Linked DNA regions of Mus musculus: region 2 is linked to region 1. A link is a contact called in ENCODE Hi-C or POLR2A ChIA-PET data. All regions are on one chromosome and are shown on one strand. The core of a region is the stretch at or near the end of the contact, and the rest is flanking DNA. Distances in the headings are between cores, read along the strand shown. Region 1 overlaps Triobp (TRIO and F-actin binding protein). Region 2 holds the start of H1f0 (H1.0 linker histone).

Region 1 (3,683 bases), core at 816-3,315:
GATCAAGGCTAGTGGGCAAATCATGGATGCTGAAAGCTTAGTGTCTGGGGAAGGACCAGACCACGAGCTGTGGGTACTCCTGAGTGGCTTGAAGCAGGGAAGAGGCTTGTGGTCACCCTTCACGGTGCGCACTGGGCTTTTCCTGGGTACCATTCAGACTTGGGCCTGTTTCAGGTCCTCCCAGTCTTCACACTCTGTTCATGTCTGCCATCCGTCTCTCTCTCTCTCTCTCTCTCTCTCACACACACACACACACACATACACACACACATGTGTGCACGCATGCACACACAGCTCCTAGCTGAGTAGTGTTCTGTACAGAGCAAGTGGCGCAGGGCTGGGCTGGGTAAGAAGGCCTTCGGGGAGCCAGTGGATCTCGGTTGACCTAGAATCCAGAGCCTCTTTCTCTTGAGCCTGGCCAAACTGTGTTAAGGAGCCTCGTTCTGCAGCCACTGCTGGGCATCAAATTATATCCTTGTTCTGCTTGTCTACTGTCTGTCTTCTAAGTACCTGGTGCTTTTAGGACTGCTGGGGACTCTGACCCTCTGTCTTGTAAGGAGTCAGCCCACCTGGAAGAAAAAAAAAAGTGAAAGTGTTTAAGGCAGCAGGGGGCCTCGGCTAGGGGCAGCAGGCAAGGCAGAGGGTCCAATGGGTAAGTTCTGAGAAGAAGCCTCAGAGATGCAGTTAAGCAGGTCTGGACGCATGAGCAGGGACTTGGCTTAGTCAGCCGAGGAGGATGCCTGGTATTTCATGTTAAGGACATGGCAGATGTAAAGGACTCAGAGGGAGGTGTCCTTGTGTGTTGGGGATCTGTGAGCACCGTGTGTCGAAAGGCAGACTTGCAGGAGAGATTTTGATGACCCCACAGAAAGGGTCCTCTTGGTTGTCCGGGCGTAGAAGGGGCTGCAGCTAGGGCTGAGGTGACAGGCAGGCATGACCTGTGATACTGGTTGAGGAGAGGGTGTTCCTCATCCTGGGCTTGCTGGTGGAGAATGGGCCTCTGAGCCTGAGGAGCTGCGGAGGTGGTGGCCCTCCGGATGCAGCTCGTCCGTGTTTTTCCAATTGTACCTGAGTGCATGCGAGTGTGTGTGTTTCTGTCTGTCTGTCTGTGGATGCACACTTCTGGAGGAAGCTAGAGGTTGGCTTTGGGTATGTCTTTCTCTTCACTGTATTTTTAAAGACAGGATCTCTCTGTGCATCTTTAGCTTTCCAGTTTAGTTTGGCCAACAGCAAACCGAATGGCTCCTGAGTCTGCGTTTCTGCACTGGGATCATAGGCATGTCCCATCGAATCCAGCTTTTGATATGGGTGCTAGGGGGTCGTAGCTTGGGTCCACGTGCTTGTGTGGAGTATGCTTTGCTGGCTGAACCACCTCCCTGGTTCTTGTGAGATATTTTAACCCTGCCCCTAGGTTCCCCTCCCAGAAGGATGGGACACTCACTCTGCTGGTCTTCTTTCCCTCAAGTTGCTAGCTAGGTCACACCAGATCTGACATGCCTTCGTTGTTACTGGTCTTGAGTCACCTGGCTGCCCAGACTGTGGTACATTCTATCCCTCTGGAAGACTGAGGCTGGGGCAGAACCCGTGGTCATCTGCCACATATGATCCAGAAGCTGGAGGGGGCCACACATGTCACAAAGGGAGATGGTTGTTGCTATTATGTATACTTGGTATGCAGCATTCTGCATCCCTGTCACTGTGCCTGGTGACCTTCTCCTTCGGATTAGCCCCATGGTGCCGGCTTTTGGCTGTTTGGAGTCAGTGTGGGGGTCAGGGGATCTGCCCCAAAGCACAGGAATGTTTATAAAGGAGGTTAAAAAAACCTCTTCCTACACAGCCTCTCCTGATACCTGTTGTGGTTAGGCCTTTCCTCCAGGTCCTGAGGCTGTGTTTGTGGGAGGTCCGAGATGAAGGGAAATGGAGCCAGATATGGGTGGTTACAGCCTTCAGTTTTAGCCAGGGATCATCCTGGGTCGCCTTGTCACAGATGGGAGACGGTCTGACAGAAGAGAAAGCAAACAGGACGATCACAGCCTCAGGGTTTCCGGGCTTGGAGCACAGCCCACCTTCTCCCTCAGACAGGTATACAGGATGAGGGAGCCCCAACTCTGGCTGTGGATAGCTCTAGGTGTTTAGGCTACTGGCTGGGGTATGCTTTCAGCACACTGACTCTGCCTGAGGAAATCGGGGTTCTCTAAAGGAGTGCAGGCCCACAGAGGTGGCTGGGTCAGGTGGCTCTGGTTCCCAGCTGCCACCTGCACCCTGCTACACTGTCCCACTGACTCTCTTCATGCAACCAGACACCTTGGCCTGGTGAGGCTCACTCGATGCACACTCTGATAGGTGGGCTCAGAGCCATGGCAACAGGTGGCCACCTCCTCCCCGCCAGCCTGTTTGGCCTGCCCTGTTCTCCCTGCCAGCGAGCAGGAGCTGAGGCTACTAAAGGATAAGAGACCTAGATAGGAGAGGGGCCCCAGTGGTCAGAGAGGGTCTGGTGGATGATATCCACCAGATGAGCGGGTCGGGAAACTGCCAGGATGATCCCCCACATGTAGGCCCGGGCAGAGAGAGCTAGCTCACAGCCTCCCTGTGGAACATGCTACAGCTGGGGCCTCCCAGACTTCAGGGCTATGCATCTCTGGGTAGGACCCGCCAGGTAGGGCTTGCCAGGATTGAGGTGCTATGGCCTGTCTAAGGAGACGTAAGGGGAAGAGGCCTTAGAATATCTGCCCTCAGCCTGGCCTGGCTCAACCTTTCAGGGTCTCTAGGAGATGAGGGAAGGGTAGGAGTGGTGGCCTGGACAGAACATTGGGTTGTGTTCCGCGTGGCCCACCTAGATCTTACCGAAGAGGACTAGGCTATTTCTCGAGGCTGCTCTCTGGATTCCCTGGGGCTCTCTTTATAGGAAAAGTTCCTTTTGTCTCTCCCTCTCCCCATCTTGGGTAGGGCCGGGGAGCTTGGACACCTGGGGAGGGGGAGATGCTGGGGGAAAGGTCTAAGGCTGTCTCAGTGGCGGGGAGTCTGCTTGGTTTGGGGGTAGGTGAGGAGAGTTAAGTTCTCTGGGTCCTTTGCCCTCGCCGTTGGTCTCCCAGGACCTCAGTGTCACCAGGACTACGACAGGATGACTGTCGCATTCCCTTCTAGCAGCCCCGTCGGCTTTCACACTGAGTCTGACCATTTGCCTTCTCATCTTCCTGTAGCCCGATCTGCTCAACTTCAAGAAAGGATGGATGTCAATCTTGGATGAGCCTGGAGAGGTAGGAGACTGGAGGGGAGGGACTGGCCGGGCTGATGCAGGGCTTCCGTGGAGAGGCTCTTGGGGTGGGTAAAGGGGTCCGATGGGAGGGCCAGTGAAAACCCTAATGGAGTTGAATTTCTGGTCGAGGGAGAGGCTTAGTGAATGCTTAGGAGGGACAGGTTGCTGGCTCTAGGCTTCCTCATGAGTCTTAACATGTGAGGCACAGGGTGGAGCCTCCCTGCCATGCACGCTCCAGATCCCATCTTTAGCTCTCGACAGGAGTATCTTGGCTCTCCTTCCTCATGACAATGCTTGACAGGAGTCTGAGGGTCTGGGGTGAAGGCTTCCCGAGTTGTACCTGAGTTGTACCAACTTCCAGACAGTACAGAGTAGGGCACAGGACACAGGCCAGACCTGTCGGTGGAACCACAGCCTCAGTCAGCAG
Region 2 (3,898 bases), core at 356-2,855, 41 kb after region 1:
ATTAGGAAACTTCAGGGTCACTGAAAGCACCAGAGTTAAAAACCTCGACCTTTGAACTAACCTGGCCTCAAACAGCAATCCCTTCACCCAGATAAGCTAGTAATGAAGGCACCTGGCCTTCCCCTCCAATCATTTGGATTAACCTATAGTGTGTGTGTGTGCCTGGTCTCAGGGACTCCCAAGCCCAGTAACCCTTTCCCCACATCTCCCCCAAATTCAAAGCTCCCTCATCTAAGCTGCTCCTTCTGGTGTGACAAACAGCCCCAGGCCTTAGCAGAGGTTAGTTCATCTTGATCAGCTACAATTCCCCACTCCCAGGTTAATGTTTAATTAAACACTTTCGTGCCTTTTTGCTAGGGAATAAAAACACCAGGGTCCGGGGATCCAGCTCAGGTAGGCAATACCACCAGAACCCTACGGAGCCGCTGCCAAGAGGTCCTAACATTGTGAGTAGGATGTCTGCAGCAGACAAGAGGTTCTGGGCTCTCTGGGGGTCTCTTCGGCAAATCTCGGAGCCTCTAAACTCTCTCGGAGCCTAGGACTCCCAACAGCCCCAGGTCGGACTACAGATGGTGGCGCCCCTTGCTCACTTGGTGGATTTTTGCCAAGCAGGGCGGGAAAGATGGATACATTTTAACAAAGACATGGCATCTTCCCAGCAAAATGGCGGTGGTCGGGACCACGGCTCCCTGGTGGACTGCAAACCTCCTACACCTAAGTCACGACCAGGGAAAGGAGAACTCTCTCCTCGGCTTCTCCCGCTGCGCCCCATTTTTCCAAGTCTCTAAAAGCACAAGGAGCCTCTGCGCATCCTAAGGGTCCCCAGGATGTCTGATCAGAGCCATTGGACAGCACCTATGATAGAGACTGCACACACATCAAGCCACACCCCACCTTGAAGAGGCCAGTGGGAGAGGGGACCTTCACCCCTAGGGTGGGCCTGGGGGGTGGTGGTCCTGCTTCTTACATCCCCAAAACTCCCTAGCTAACAAGGCAGGCATGTAAATGAACTCATACTCAGATACATGGGAGATGTGGGGGGTCTTTGAGGAGAGCAGGCCGCCCGGGAGGCTTGTCCGCATCTTCCAGGGGTCCCAGGAAGCTTTGGGGGGCTCGGGCTCAGAGAGCAATCAACTCGCCGAGGTCCGGGGGTGCATCGAGGGGAGAAGGCGACTCAAGAGGGGGAAGGGACAAAGTTTGAAAGTGCCCTTCCAACTCTTTCAGGGAAAGTTTCCTTGAGGGCCTCGCAGGCAGAGAGGGGGTAGGGGTGTCAGAGGAGCTGTGGTCGGGTGACCCCCGAGAGGTGACCGGACCCTGGGGAGGCGACCCCTCCCCCCTTGTCCCGACTCGGCCCGGCTGGGAGTCGCCCAGCTCAGGGCCGCGTGTGTTAGTTGGGGCCGCTTCTGAGCCGCTCCGCCAGGTTGGGGGACCCCGCAGGCATCCGGGAGTGGGGCTCCTGGTAGTCCCAGGGGGGAGCTTTCCGACGGGGGGTCTCAAGCCCCGGGGCTCCCCGGCTCCGCAGAGCCAGCCCCCCGCAAAGGGGAAATGTGCCGGCGCCCCAGCGCTCCTCGGCGCCGTTTGAGGCTCGTGGCGGGCGCGGGGGGCGGCGGCCGGGGCGCCAGGGTCCCCAGAAGGGAAGCCTAGGGAGCCGGGCAGAGACCTCGAGAGACGGCGGGCAGCGGGAAGGCCCGGGCCGCCGGGAAAGGTCGAGTTTGCTCGGCGGAAGAAACACAGATGGCGGCAGCGCGGCGCCATTCCGGGCCGGGAGCAGGCAGCCAGCAGCCCAGTCCTCACCGCGGTCCGCCCGCCGCCGCTAAATACCCGGATGCGCCGCCCGAGCGCCAGACGCAGAGCTGGGAAAAGGGAGGCTGTGGAGGCGGAGGCAGCGCCAGGCGCCGGGCGAGCGACCGAACGGTGGGGGCTGGGAGCGCAGAGCAGCTCGCGACCCGCGCCGGGAGGACAGGAGCCACGCGTAGCCCGCGTCCCCGGCAGCCGCACTTGCGTCTGGCCTGCTAGTGGAGCGGGAGAGCAGATCGCGAGTCAGGTTCTGCACAGCCTCCGGCGAGGGCTGGCCCATCGGAAGGCTCCTTGAACAGTGGGAGCAGGCCGGCCACCATGACCGAGAACTCCACCTCCGCCCCGGCGGCGAAGCCCAAACGGGCCAAGGCTTCCAAGAAGTCCACGGACCACCCCAAGTATTCAGACATGATCGTGGCTGCTATCCAGGCAGAGAAGAACCGTGCCGGCTCCTCGCGCCAGTCCATCCAAAAGTATATCAAGAGCCACTACAAGGTGGGTGAGAACGCCGACTCCCAGATCAAGTTGTCCATCAAGCGCCTAGTGACCACCGGTGTTCTCAAGCAAACCAAAGGGGTGGGCGCCTCGGGGTCCTTCAGGCTGGCCAAGGGCGATGAGCCCAAAAGGTCGGTGGCTTTCAAGAAGACCAAGAAGGAAGTCAAGAAAGTGGCCACTCCAAAGAAGGCAGCCAAGCCCAAGAAGGCTGCCTCCAAAGCCCCAAGCAAGAAACCCAAAGCCACCCCTGTCAAGAAGGCCAAGAAGAAGCCGGCTGCCACGCCCAAGAAAGCCAAAAAGCCCAAGGTTGTCAAAGTCAAACCAGTCAAGGCCTCCAAACCCAAGAAGGCCAAAACCGTGAAGCCCAAAGCCAAGTCGAGTGCCAAGAGGGCCAGCAAGAAGAAGTGAAGACTTTGCTTGGGGACACTCCTTCCTCCCTCCTGTTTTCTGTAAATACATTTCCTCACTTGATTCCATCTGCAACCCTTTGCCCATTCTATTCTGACTTTATTAAAGAGGACAGAGTTTGGATCCCTCATACAGACATTGTGGAATGACTCCTTTTTCCTTAACCTATTGTGCAAGGACAGCAAACAGACCTCATCTTTGTAATGATGGAGACGTACTTTTTTCTTGATTTGATATTAACCTTCTTACGGGGTTAGGGATGGGAGGGGGGAGGATGTGTGTTTCAGTCGGTGGTTTGTTTACTATGAAGGAACTGGCAAAGTTCTGGCTAGGTGAGGGGACCCAGGAACTAAGGTTTGTCTTCCAAGACTTTCTTAGACTGCTTGTCCCTCGTGAGCTTTTCAAAACCTTTGATGGGGAGCAGGTGACACCCCACCTAGCTGGCCAAGGAGGGAGGGAAAATTCCCTGGGGCTGCCCTACCAACGGTGGTAAGTTGGAGACCTGGTTGCTTTTTCTCTTCTGCCCTAGTGCCTCCCCATTGTCTAAAGGGGCAAAGGGGTCCAAGTGACAGCTGGTTAGAGAAGCCATAGCTTCTCACAACCAGGATCTAGCCATTGGGAAGGAGGGGTCTTTTTCAGTAGTCTCTGGTTAAATGCGAGTGGACTTAGGGGGAGGGGTGGGTAATCAGCCAAGTGCCTCAGTGTGCCTATGGAAACTTGGGTTTTTTCCACACGATTGATGGATTGCGTCCTAGCAGGACTTTGTACGTTTCCTTTCTTCCCTTTCCTGTGTAAGATGTGGCTTTGCTTGGTGCCGCTTCAGGTCTACCAGCTGCCACTTAAAACCCTCCAACCTCTTTTACTCTTTGAGTTTTTTTTCTAAGTAGCGGAGGAGGGGGAGAGGCAGGGAGTGGACTGTAAGACATACTCCAGTTGATTCGAATTTGCTAGGTAGCTTTAGAGAGGCAGGATTGTGTGCATGTGTGTATATGTATATATCCATATCTAAGACTAGGACTTAGTCTCACTTCGGGAGCTGGGAGAAAAAAATCTGTACAGTTGTCTTTCTCTTATTTTAATAAAATTAGAAACTCGCGCACCCTACCCCACCCCTTTTTAAACAAGTGTAACTAGTGCCCGGGAGAAATTACTGTGGTTGTAATTTTAAAACTTTAAAATAAAACTGGAAAGGAAAAAA

What was found. A loop is a pair of places that touch in the nucleus more often than their neighbours do. ChIA-PET counts read pairs that join two places held with the same protein, here RNA polymerase II (POLR2A).
Region 2: a loop to region 1 is called in a map of heart, with 4 times the contacts of the local background. The contact joins the promoter of H1f0 here to the enhancer-like site in region 1. A Hi-C loop is called at or near these places in 10 of 37 maps with a recorded cell type or tissue (adrenal gland, gastrocnemius, heart and 2 more). POLR2A ChIA-PET finds 5 or more read pairs at or near these places in 4 of 5 experiments (Patski and embryonic stem cell).

Annotation. Positions count from the first base shown.
Region 1 is chr15:78,984,692-78,988,374 of GRCm38, forward strand. Triobp (TRIO and F-actin binding protein) reads left to right here. Exons shown (of 25, transcript NM_001039156.1): 13 at 3,201-3,257. Among named protein-coding and RNA genes, the nearest start is that of Mir6956, 16 kb to the right of the region's middle. Within about 2 kb of position 2,066, at least 2 of the 3 ENCODE cell types and tissues checked have a DNase peak (open chromatin) inside an H3K27ac peak, as active enhancers do; they include gastrocnemius and heart, where a contact is called at or near this core.
Region 2 is chr15:79,026,607-79,030,504 of GRCm38, forward strand. It overlaps H1f0 (H1.0 linker histone), which reads left to right and starts at 1,606. Exons shown (of 1, transcript NM_008197.3): 1 at 1,606-3,898. The coding sequence starts at 2,116. The coding sequence ends at 2,700.